Regions from separate parts of the Homo sapiens genome. Here region 1 is linked to region 2. A link is a contact called in ENCODE Hi-C or POLR2A ChIA-PET data. All regions are on one chromosome and are shown on one strand. Each heading gives the region's core, a stretch centred on a gene start or an enhancer-like site at or near the end of the contact. The rest is flanking DNA. Distances are from core to core; before and after follow the strand shown.

Evidence for each region. A loop is a pair of places that touch in the nucleus more often than their neighbours do. ChIA-PET counts read pairs that join two places held with the same protein, here RNA polymerase II (POLR2A). Pooled maps may share reads with other maps.
Region 1: a pooled map shows a loop between it and region 2 (2.6-fold over the local background). The contact joins two enhancer-like sites. A Hi-C loop is called at or near these places in 15 of 168 maps with a recorded cell type or tissue (CD14-positive monocyte, CD4-positive, alpha-beta T cell, CD4-positive, alpha-beta memory T cell and 11 more), 2 of 37 single-sample maps with no recorded cell type and 14 of 50 pooled maps. POLR2A ChIA-PET finds 5 or more read pairs at or near these places in 13 of 52 experiments (BJ, CD4-positive, alpha-beta T cell, CD4-positive, alpha-beta memory T cell and 10 more).

Annotation. Positions count from the first base shown.
Region 1 is chr3:45,100,991-45,106,906 of GRCh38, forward strand. The region is part of intron 4 of CDCP1 (CUB domain containing protein 1); the gene reads right to left. Among named protein-coding and RNA genes, the nearest start is that of CDCP1, 42 kb to the right of the region's middle. Within about 2 kb of position 4,486, at least 4 of the 41 ENCODE cell types and tissues checked have a DNase peak (open chromatin) inside an H3K27ac peak, as active enhancers do.
Region 2 is chr3:45,032,133-45,038,022 of GRCh38, forward strand. It overlaps CLEC3B (C-type lectin domain family 3 member B), which reads left to right. Exons shown (of 3, transcript NM_003278.3): 3 at 3,392-3,939. The coding sequence ends at 3,792. It also overlaps the pseudogene RNU5B-3P. Among named protein-coding and RNA genes, the nearest start is that of CLEC3B, 8.8 kb to the left of the region's middle. RefSeq lists enhancers at 2,315-2,964, 2,844-2,913, 2,965-3,612, 3,084-3,143 and a silencer at 5,853-5,890. Within about 2 kb of position 3,924, at least 21 of the 41 ENCODE cell types and tissues checked have a DNase peak (open chromatin) inside an H3K27ac peak, as active enhancers do.

The DNA of each region.
Region 1 (5,916 bases), core at 3,236-5,735, 69 kb after region 2:
TCACTTTACATATTCATTGTGAGTTGGCTGCAGCTCTGGCTTATGTCTTCTGAATTCCAGATCCAAGTTGAAGAAGCCTCTATTTGTGACACAGCAGTCTTGCGACAGAGTTTGAAAATGTGAACCACATGATGAGTGCTGAGGCTTCTCTCAGAAGTGGCAGGCTCACTTCTGTTCACATCTCATTGGCCAAAGCAAACCCACATGGCCAAGGCTGTGGTCAATGCAGTACCAAGTCTAATCCTCCCTCAGCAGGGGTGGTGAATATTTTAGAACAAAAATGCAATCTAGCATAGGAGGCATTATCACTACCATTTCGCAGACAAACTAAGGCTAGGAAGTGGTAAGACTGGCAATGAAGTCGACATCTTCCTGATTACAAAGCCTGTGCTATTTCTATGATGTTCACTGCTTCCCTGGACCCAACTGCCTCTCCTCTAGCCTGGTGGTTGCACTGAGGAGACAAGAAATTGTGTGGGCCCTGGGACTGGCTTCATGCAGCTCACTTATAGATGGCACACTCATGGAAAAACTCTGCCAACTGCCATCCAGTTTCAAGATGATAGTGAAGCTGTTCCTTAATGTGCTGTAGAAGTGTATTAAATGTGGTCATGTGCTGGGTGCAGTGGTTCATGTCTGTAATCCCAGCACTTTGGGAGGCCGAGGTGGGCAGATCACCTGTGGTGAGGAGTTCGAGACCAGCCTGGCCAACATGGTGAAACCCCATCTCTACTAAAAATACAAAATTAGCTTGGCATGGTGGCGCATGCCTGTAATCCTAGCTACTCGGGAGGCTGAGGCAGGAGAATCACTTGAATCTGGAAGGCAGAGGTTGCAGTGAGCCGAGATCGCACCATTGCACTCCAGCCTGGGCAACAAGAGTGAAACTCCAGCTCAAAAAAAAAAAAAAAAAATGTGGTGATGCTTGGTTTAGTTCAACAGCCGTTCACCGTTCATCAAATATGTACAGAGGGCCTGTTTCTACTTTCAACACTATGCTCCAGTGTTGGTACACACAATAAATAGGCTTTTCCTTACAGAAGGTTGCAATTTAAATTTGCATTAGGTAATACTGTTTTTATTATCTTCATTTTTTTTTGAGATGGAGTCTTGCTCTATTACCCAGGCTGGAGTACAATGGTGTGATCTCAGCTCACTGCAACCTCTGCCTCCCAGGTTCAAGTGATTCCCCTGCCTCAGCCTCCTGAGTAGCTGGGATTATAGGCACTTGCCATCATGCCTGGCTAAGTTTTGTACTTTTGTAGAGATGGGGTTTCACCATGTTGGCCAGGTTGGCTTTGAACTCCTGACATCAGGTGATCCACTGCCTCGGCCTCCCAAAGTGCTGGGATTACAGGCATGAGCCACCTTGCCTGGCATATATTCATTTTATAAAATACAAATTTAAAGCTTAGAAAGGTTAAGTAATTTGCCCAAACTTACATAGCTAGCTAGTGGGTAGGACCCAACATCCAAACATACGGTCTTAACCTTTCGATATATATCTTCCCTTGGTTAAAAAGAAAATTATTTGCTGGGCATGGTGGCTCATGCCTGTAATCCCAGCACTTTGGGAGGCTGAGCTGGGCAGATCACTTGAGGTTAGGAGTTCGAGACCAACCTGGCCAGTATGGTGAAACCCTGTTTCTACTAAAAAAAAAAAAAAAAGAAAAAGAAAAATTATTATTGTTTTGAGACAGTTTCACTCTGTCAACTCTGTCACCCAGGCTGGAGTTTATGGCTCACTGCAGCCGCCGCCTCCTGGCCTCAAGCGATTCTCCCACCTCAGCCTCCCTAGTAGCTGGGACCACTCCCTAGTAGCACATGCCACCACACCCAGCTATTTTTTGTAGAGACAGGGTTTTGCCATGTTGCCCAGGCTGGTCTCAGACTCCTTTGGGCTCAACCAAATATGCCTGCCTCGGCCTCCCAAAGCGTTGGGATTACAGGCGTGAGCCACCATACTTGGTCTTGATTTTTTTTTTTTGACAAATAATTTACACATAATAAAATACACAGATCTTAAGTGTTCAGTGTGATGAGTCTGTACAATTTTGTTATATCCATTGTATCAATCACCCAAAGAAAGATCTAGAACATTCTTATCATCCCAGAGTTTCCTTTGTGCTCTTTTCCAGTCAGTTTCCCCCAACTTCCCATCCCCTAAAAGGCAACGATTTTCTGATTTCTATCACTGCAGATTCTGGCTGCCCTGGAACTTCATAGAAATGGAATTGTACGGTACATACTCTTTTGTCTCTGGCTTTTTTTCTCTCTGCAGAATGATGTTTTTAGGGCTCATCCATGTTGCTGTGGGTATCAGTCGTTCTTTCCCTTATTATTCCTGAGTAGTACTCCATGAGCGAGCATATCACATTTGTTTATCCATTCCTCTGTTGGTGATTTAGATTGTTTTCAGTTTTTGACTTTTATGGATAAGACTGCTATGAATATCCTTGTACAAGTGTTTGAGTAGACACATAGTTTCCTTTCTCTTGAGTAAATACCTAGGTCTCATAGGTAAGCACTATGCTTTGAATATAGCTTGTCCCCACCCAAATTCATATTGAGGTGTGGTCGGTCCCCAGTGGGGCAATGTTGGGAGGTGGTGCCTTTAAGAGGTGATTAGGTTGTTAAAACAGATTAATCTCTTTCTCACAAGACTGGGTTAGTTCCATGGGAGTGGATCAGTTTTCACAAGAGTGGGCTGTTATAAAGCTAGGCTGCCTCTCATGTTTTCATCTTTTTCACACATGCCCGTTTCCCTTGCCACTCCTCTGCTATATTATGGCACAGCAAGAGGCTCTCACCAGAAGCTGAGCAGATGCTGGTGCCATGCTTCTTGGACTTTCCAGTCACCAGAATCGTGAGCCAAATAAATCTCTTTTCTTTATAAATTACCTAGTCTCAGGTATTCTGTTATGGCAACACTAAATGGACTATGAGAGTAGGTGTAAGTTTAACTTCATAAGAATCTGCCAGACAATTCTCCCAGGTGGTCACACCATTTGACACTCCCAGGAGCACTCCATAAGAGTTCTGTTGCCGTCCATTCTCACCATCATTTGATGTTCTCAGCCTTTCTTGTTTTAGCTATTCTAGTGGGTGTGAAACACTATTGTGGTTTTACAGTTTATATTTCTTTTGAAAATTACTGTATAATAATCAGGTGGACTGTGGTGAGATACCTCATGTCCCAGCTAAAACAGAAGCCCAGTTTATTGATTCTGGGGGCAAGACAGACTGCCCGTTATGAGGAGGCTCTCTGTAATATCACACTTCATTCCACTTTCTATTTTGCATTTGCACCTCATTCATTAGTCATTTTACACATTTCTTTCCACACTTCTTTTGGTTGGATCTCAAAATAACCTGAGGAACCTGAGGGGTAGACACAGTTAATTTCCCTGCTGCCTACAGAATGTTTTCATATGTGGCTTCAGCAGGCAAAACAGGGTGGAAATGTGCAGCCCTTATCTCTCACAGATGGGTGTTTTAAATGTAAAATTACCTATTAACATTCATAAATCTATGGAAAGACAAGACAGATCTTTACTCAGTGAGGTCTGTGTGCTTTGACAAGTTGCCTTATCTCACCCTCACAACATGGGGGGAAGGAGGAATGACTATTGTTATTTTACAGCTGAGAAGGTTGCAAATTAACCGCTCAATGTTCCCTAATAAAGGGGCAGATCTGTGATCTGGACACAGTTTCCTGCCTTGAAAGAATCCCATAGTTTTTCTACAACATTGCAGATGCCTTCATATAAAAAACATTTGAGGCTGGGTGTGGTGGCTCACGCCTGTAATCCTGGCACTTTGGGAGGCTGAGGTGGGCAGATCACCTGAGGTCGATTGTTTGAGACCAGTCTGACCAACATGGAGAAACCCTGTCTCTACTGAAAATACAAAATTAGCTGGGCATGGTGGGCTTGTAATCCCAGCTACTTGAGAAGCTGAGACAGGAGAATCGCTTGAACCCAGGAGGCGGAGGTTGCGGTGAGCCAAGATCGTGCCATTGCACTCCAGCCTGGGCAACAAGAGCAAAACTCTGTCTCAAAAAACAAACAAACAAAACATTTGAGCCTGATGTTTAACCCCCACCTGCCACCAAAAGAAAACCCTTCACTATTTAATAGTTATTGACACTGTTGTAAAAGCCACACTGGGGACCTTTGAAGGGATTGGGTTACTGACTGATGTTTCATAAAGGCCCCTAATCATTTTTGTGGTATCTATAGATAGACAATTTTTTTTGGAAATGGACTCAATGGGAGTAAGTCAAAGGCCATAATACCTATCAGCTCAGCAGGACAAATTTAAGACTCATGGAACACAAGTTACCCAACAAAAACAAAAAACAAGAAGCAAAAACAAATCCAATAATTATTTAAGGTTCCAGGTGGCTTCTGGAGGTTGTAAAAGCCAAAAAAGGAGCAATGTATCTGCTTCCACAACCAGCATTCACCCAGAGTGGTTAACAAAGCGTCCTGTGTAACACACTGGAAATGCACATCTGCTTGTCGTATGTGACTCATGATCACCCAGAAGCCCATGGGTTTTGAAGATAATAGTTTGTTTGGTATTTTCAGGAAAGCAAACAGATTTTCCAAAAGCTAGAAGAGGATGCATAAAGCAGTAGGCTAGTAGGCTAGAAGGCTCTCCCTAAAGCCTTATAGATGGGTAGATATATAGATGGGTAGAATATAATATAGATGGGTAGAATACTGTACCATTAACTCACATAATCATTATCAGCAGGGCCACTTGAACCTTTAGAAATTATACAAAGAGAGAAACAGGCTGCCTGGTGAAAGTGGTAATAACATCAGGCATGACATGGTAATCTTGTGATATCAAAAAAGAAAGGAGAGGGTGCATTGTGGAGCACTTAAAAACAAGATTTGTGTGGTAGAGGTGAACATGAACTGAGCTCTCAGACACCCGTGGTTTGCACACTGTGGGCAGCTGAAGCTATCACTGCTTACAGATGTGGTCACGGATGGCCACATCAGTTATTCCTCAGTTCCTGGGTAATTGTACATGACTCAAAACACAGGATGTTTGTGGTCAAGCCATGGAAAAATACTCCCTACAGGAGTTCTCTGGGTCTAGTTTGAACCTACCTGATGTTTCTCAGCAAAGTAGAGAGGACTGATGGTAGATATTTTTATCTTGTTTTTTGGACAATTAGGTTCAAGGTAACACCTGTCTGTTTTTTTGTAGCCTGGGCCCACTGTGCTCAGGTCCTGCTGTAGATAATGAGGGGTTTGGGCTGGCTGGTGCCTCTCACAGCTTTCTCCACCCCTGCTGAGGCTCTGGCTTTCTATGGTTGCACTTTGGTTTGAGAAGGTCTCCAGGCTCTGCCTTTGCTCTTATTTCTGATGCCCTTCTCCTTGTCTGCCCCACCACCAAGCAGCTGCTCTCATGGGTGCCCCACTTCACTGTATCTGCCTTGCCCCTTCAGATGGGCTGTGGGTTCTTATGGTGCAACTGGCTCTTGAGCCACTTTGGAAAAGATGCTGACTCCTGAGATTGGTGCAACACGGATTTATGGAGGGCCTGGAATGTGTCGGAAGCTGTGGTGGGAATAGAAAGAGCAATAAGACAAGATTCCTGACTGGGAGGAGTTTAGTAAGATGCAGACGTGGAGACAGATAAATCCATGTTGTGTGAAGAATGCAAACCACCCACAAGTGCACTCCTGGGGTAGTGGCTTTGGTCTGGGTAGTTGTTCCCCTGCTTCTGGGGACAAAGGAAGGTCAAGTTAGGGCAAAGCCTGGGTTGGACTCAGAGAGGTGCAGCAGTGAAGGGGTCGAGGGGGAAACTAGCCCCAGGAGATTTTCCTCTAGCACTCACAGGAGAAGCAAGGGCAGAGGCTCTGACCCAAAACTCAGTCACCTTGAGGCCCCTCTC
Region 2 (5,890 bases), core at 2,674-5,173:
TGTCCACAGCCACTCTCTTACCTGTTGCTTTTGTGACCAAGGCCCATCCATCTGCAAGGCCTTCCCTTCCCCGCCTGCCTCCTCAGAAACCCCCAACAGCCTTCTCACCGGATGGTTTTACACACTCCCTCCCATTCATATGCTTTCCTTCAGCATTCACACTGCCATCCTTCTGCACTCCCACCACAGGGCCTTTGCATGTGCTGTTTGGGCAACCTGAATTGCTCCCCCAAGATCCACCTAATAAATGCCTCCAGCATTATCTTCTCAGGAGTCACTAATCCCTCATCTCAATCAGCTCCTCAGTTATAAGCTCTCCCAGAACAGTGTCCTTTCTTTTATCACACTGACTGCAGTCTGTAATGATACACTCATTTCCTGATTTGTGTCTGCTGCCTCCACTAGACTATAGTAAGCCCTGAGAACACAAGGGCCATGTTTGCTTTTCATTGCCCTTGTCTCTTCCACTACCCTGCCCAGCATAGTGCCTGCCACATAGCAACACTCAGTCAATCTCTGTTGAAGGAAGGACAAACATGTAACTTTGGACAGCTTGCTTGGCATGGCAGGTAGGAAGAGAGTGCTCGAGAAAGGGAGCATCTCCAGAGGTGTTTTTGACTTCATGTAATAGGAAACCTATCAGTGGCTTAAACAAAAAGTAAGTCTGCAAGTAGGTAGTTATAAGTTTTTGTTCAGAAGTTTCACCTCATGGTCTTCAGATGGCTGCCCCAACTCCAGGCATCATGAGTGCATTCAAGGCAAGAAGGAGGAAGAGTAGCCCAACCACATCTGTCTCATTTATAGGGAACGTAGTCTTCCACTTCCATCTCATTGACAAGAAATCTATCATATGGCCACCTGCAGCTTTAAGAACATCTGAGAATGCAAGAATGTAGCTTTTCCAGCCTCTATAGTGGAGGTGGACAAGAGAGAAGGGATTTGGAGGCAACAGTGCCTGGCACAGCGGGTATGTTTAGAATGAGCCCAGTGCCACTCTGAGCCTCAGTTTCCTCATCTGTAAGGTAGGCAGGGTAAACTCTAAGGTCTCTCTCATGTCTAAGCTCTGTGCTGTGCAAAGTCAATGTAACCCAGGCATCAACTGCCACCTGGGGTGAGGTAATGAGGTGGGGACCTCCCTGAAAAAAGTTCATGACATATGGAGGCCCAAAGCATGACATATGAAAGCCCCCATGTCTGCTGATTTCTAGGAAGCTGCTGGGCTTCTTGGGGCCTTCTCCTGTTCATTGTCCTCACAACCCAAAGATCACCTTTTCAATAAACCCACCCAAAGCATTGCAGAGCTCTGTTGACCTAACCAGAGTTGAAGGAATCAGGGGGCAACCTTTCCCTCCTCCAACCAGCATACACATGGGAGGTTCCCACCTGGTACATCTCTGCCAGGCACAAGGAGGCAGAGGTGATGCAGCCAGGGCCCTGCTCCCTGGGAACCTCAATATATTCATGGAATCACTTGAGCCCTTGAAAGCTGTGTAGGAATCAGAGAAGATAAAGAGGGTTGATTCCAAGCAGATGGCAGGGCAGGAGCAGAGGTGTGGAGGACTAGCATAAATCGACAGGATCATGAATAGACCAGAGCAACAAAATGTTGGCAGCAATGATAGTATCACGAGAAGTAGCATTGACTGAGGACTACCTATGTGTTGGAGGGAGGTTCAGGTGAGGGTCCTAGGAAGCAACTCTGAGATGGAGTTTAACCCACAGGAGACTTATCAGGAGATACCCTCAGGATCAACCCCTGTGCTAGGGAAGGGATGGAAGGAAGCAGGAGTGGGCAGAAGGAGAAGTCGAGCTGTACTGTGGTGCCACGAAAGCCTCAGCTGACTTCAGGAGCCCTGATGACGGGATGACCCTTCGGCACTGTCCTGAGTCGGGGCAAGAGGGCTTATGGGTCAGTCTTGGGTGTAGGCTGCTCTAGGGAGGGGCACGGCCTTGGAAGAGATGGCTGTCTTCTGCTGAGGCAGTCCCTGCAGGAGGCTGAAAGCTGAGGACTTTCTTCCTGCAGCATTCCTGGCAGCCAGGGCAGTGAATCCTTCATCCCCAACAAAAGTCTAGGTAGCACGTCAGTGTTACCAGCAGGAAGGAAAGGCAATGAAGGCCGCTTGGCTAAGCTGTAGGATAGCACGAGGTAGGACAGCTGACTTGGGGCAGAGTCTGTGGGTAGACACCTCTGTAATGCTTCAGGCCCCATGTTTAAAGTCGGTTGTGGTGTCAGATGCCCATGGGGACACTGGGATGCTGTCCATTGATATTTGTTGAGTGAAATGGAAGTAACTGAGTGGGAATGGATAGAGGGGAGTGCAGACATCCCCCAAAGTGGTGGGGTCACCAGCAAGAGGACAAATGCAGACATACACCTGTCTGTCAAGATATTCCTTTCCACAGAAATCTTTAGTAAAAGGTGAACGATTTATACGATCTCAGGAGAAATCAGAGTATGTCTAGATATTTCAGCTAGAAATCAAGCTGAAAATGCAAACTGCAAAACAAAAATAGATTTTATCCTCCTAACTTGACCAAATATGTGCCTTCATCACAACCTTTGGGGCCAGGCTCAAACTGAGAATTTGTGGACACCTCAGAGTCCCTTGCCTGATCGCCGGCCTCTGACCACAGCCTGTGCCCAGCACTTCCTGTCTTCTCTCTTGCAGTCTCAGCTCTATCCACTCAGCCCCACCCTACCAGCCCTCAGGAGAACTGACCCTGCAAAAGGCACTTGGCAGGCCCTGGAAGCTTGCTTGGGCTGTTTGGGTAGGGATTTGGGGCCCTGGGTACATGAAGTGTGGCCTAGGCTGTAGGTGGGCAGGTGCCCTGGCCCTGCAAGCTGCTTGATCTTAGGGAGGGGCATGGAGGAAGGAGAACCAGAGCAGGTGGCTGTGGCTGGGCTCCCTGGGAAGCTGACTCTGAGACAGAGCTAATTTGTTAGGGTGAGCCCTAGGAGCCACACATGTGGGGGCGGGGGGAAGAGGAAGTGGGCAGAGGGAGAGCTGAGCTGCAGTGCAGGCACCAGGCCAGCCTCTGTGACCCAAGGAGATGGGGTGGGTAAAGGCCAGAAATGACTGAGGTGGAGGCCTGGGAAGGGGTGTCAGCTGGGGCTGGGTGCTTCTGTAGCACAAGGGCTGCCTTTTCTCCCAGCCGCGGGAGCACCAAGACCTCCTGAGTGGGGATCTGGATCTGTACATTAGTGGCCACCACAGCCAGGTCCTCAAAGTGCATGAACCATCAGGACCCCTTTTGCCTGGGTCTAAGGGGCTGTCAGGACTGATGGGATAAACGGGATGGGATGGAGGACGGTGGGCTTGGCCTGGGCGGTTGGCTCTTTGCCTGGGGAACAGGGGGACCTTCGGTGACAGCCATTTCTCCCCACTCCCAGTCTGCCTGAAGGGGACCAAGGTGCACATGAAATGCTTTCTGGCCTTCACCCAGACGAAGACCTTCCACGAGGCCAGCGAGGACTGCATCTCGCGCGGGGGCACCCTGGGCACCCCTCAGACTGGCTCGGAGAACGACGCCCTGTATGAGTACCTGCGCCAGAGCGTGGGCAACGAGGCCGAGATCTGGCTGGGCCTCAACGACATGGCGGCCGAGGGCACCTGGGTGGACATGACCGGCGCCCGCATCGCCTACAAGAACTGGGAGACTGAGATCACCGCGCAACCCGATGGCGGCAAGACCGAGAACTGCGCGGTCCTGTCAGGCGCGGCCAACGGCAAGTGGTTCGACAAGCGCTGCCGCGATCAGCTGCCCTACATCTGCCAGTTCGGGATCGTGTAGCCGGCGGGGCGGGGGCCGTGGGGGGCCTGGAGGAGGGCAGGGGCCGCGGGAGGCCGGGAGGAGGGTGGGGACCTTGCAGCCCCCATCCTCTCCGTGCGCTTGGAGCCTCTTTTTGCAAATAAAGTTGGTGCAGCTTCGCGGAGAGGAGAGGCGCTGCAGTCTGTGCTGTGTCCGCGGGGCGGGGAGGAGGTCCCAGGAGCCGGTTCGAAAGCTCCCTCCGTGATGAAGTAGGCGAGAAGGGAGGAGGTGAAGGAGGGCGAGCTGAGCACACGCGCTTCATGCCACAGGAGGGTGGGAATGAGCGGAGGACTGAGGAGAGGAAGGAGGGAAAGAATAGGGAGATGAAAACGCCCCGGTCTGCTGCTAAGCACAGCACAGTTACCAAAGCCAGGAAACTAACACTGACACGATATTTTATTTACGTTACAGCTCTATTCAAAGCTCCAGGCTTCTTTTTGTAGAATCGTTTCCATCTGCTGGAATCCAGCATCGCCCCCACCCCCCGCCCCATTTCTAGGGGGATGCCCCCACTGCTGACCTCTCCTGCTGTAGATCTATTTCTGGGAGGCACTGACATGCTGACTCTTGCTATGGGGTCGGCGGGGAGTGGGGAGCTGGGCATTCCCCTTCTTCCTCAGGACATCCCGGGAGCCAAATACGACGGCCAGCACTGCCCGACCCGTGCGTCCTTTTCCTTCCCACTCTTCACAGAAAGCTGCTCAGGGGTCCAGGCGCAGGCATTTTAAATACGTTGTCTTATTTCACGTGATCCACCCAGGACAAGCTGTGCTATTATCACCATTTAAAATAAGCAAAGTGAGTTGAAACTCAGGGAGGTTTGGGGACTTCCACTGGTCCTGAAGCTGGTAAGTAGCAGAGCCGGGATTTAACCCAGGGCTGTTTCCAAAGGCCTTGGCCTTTCCACCACCACTGCAATGCTTGCTTCGTGTGGCCAGAACGTCACTGAAATAAAACATCAGAGAAGTGGCCCAGTGGTCCTCAGAGGCTGTTGGCCAGCTCTTGGCCTGACCTGGCCCACCCAGCCATCGTGGGCCTGGCTCTAGTGACCCCTCCTGGGGGAGTCTTCCTTATCCTTCAGCCACCGCCAGTGCTCCACTGTCTGGGCTTCTGCAGTAACTTTTTCTCTCTGGTTGTCTTCTAGTGTGTCTCGCCTTCAGTAATAATAAGTGGATGATAGTTTGATTTGATCGATTGAGATGGGGTGGTTGGGGGAGGCAGCTTACAGAGAATTATGTACGTACTTCATGCCAGGCAGCCTGTTCCTCATCATCACAGAAAGGACCTCTTGAAATTCAACAATTTCAACGATTGTTGGAGGAGGTGATGAGATCCATTGGCATAAGCCCAGAAACTGCTTCAGAAGAGTGATGTGGTATGTTCCAGACCCCTCAGCAAGCGAGAGGCAAAGCTTAGACTGAAATCTACATCTTGTAACTCCGAGTCTTGGATTCTTTTCATCCCTCACTCAGCTTCCTAGCGGGATATAGGTGAACAGGGTTTTGTTTTGTTTTGTTTTGTTCTGCTTTTTTTTTTGTTTTTTTTGTTTGTTTGTTTTTTGAGACGGAGTCTCCCTCTCTCGCCCAGGCTGGAGTGCAGTGGCACGATCTCGGCTCACTGCAAGCTCCGCCTGCTGGGTTCACGCCATTCTCCTGCCTCAGCCTCCCGAGTAGCTGGGACTACAGGCGCCTGCCACCACGCCCTGCTAATTTTTTGTATTTTTAGTAGAGACGGGGTTTCACCGTGTTAGCCAGGATGGTCTCTATCTCCTGATCTTGTGATACGCCGGCCGCGGCCTCCCAAAGTGCCGGGATTACAGGCATGAGCCACCAGGCACGGCTGAACAGGGTTTTTTTAAAGTTCCTGAACTGGGTGGCTGCCCACAAGAGGGCACTCATGCCTCTGCGTGTGAGTGTGGAACCTGGTCGACTGCTGTGACACTCTTTGGGAAGACAGTCGGCATTTTCCACTTCCAGCAGCAGGTGGCAGTATGGGCAAGAGTATCATCACCCATCTTTCATCTACCACCCATGTGCTTACATCTGGGCTGCTGAGATCTGCATACTTCGAATTGAGTATA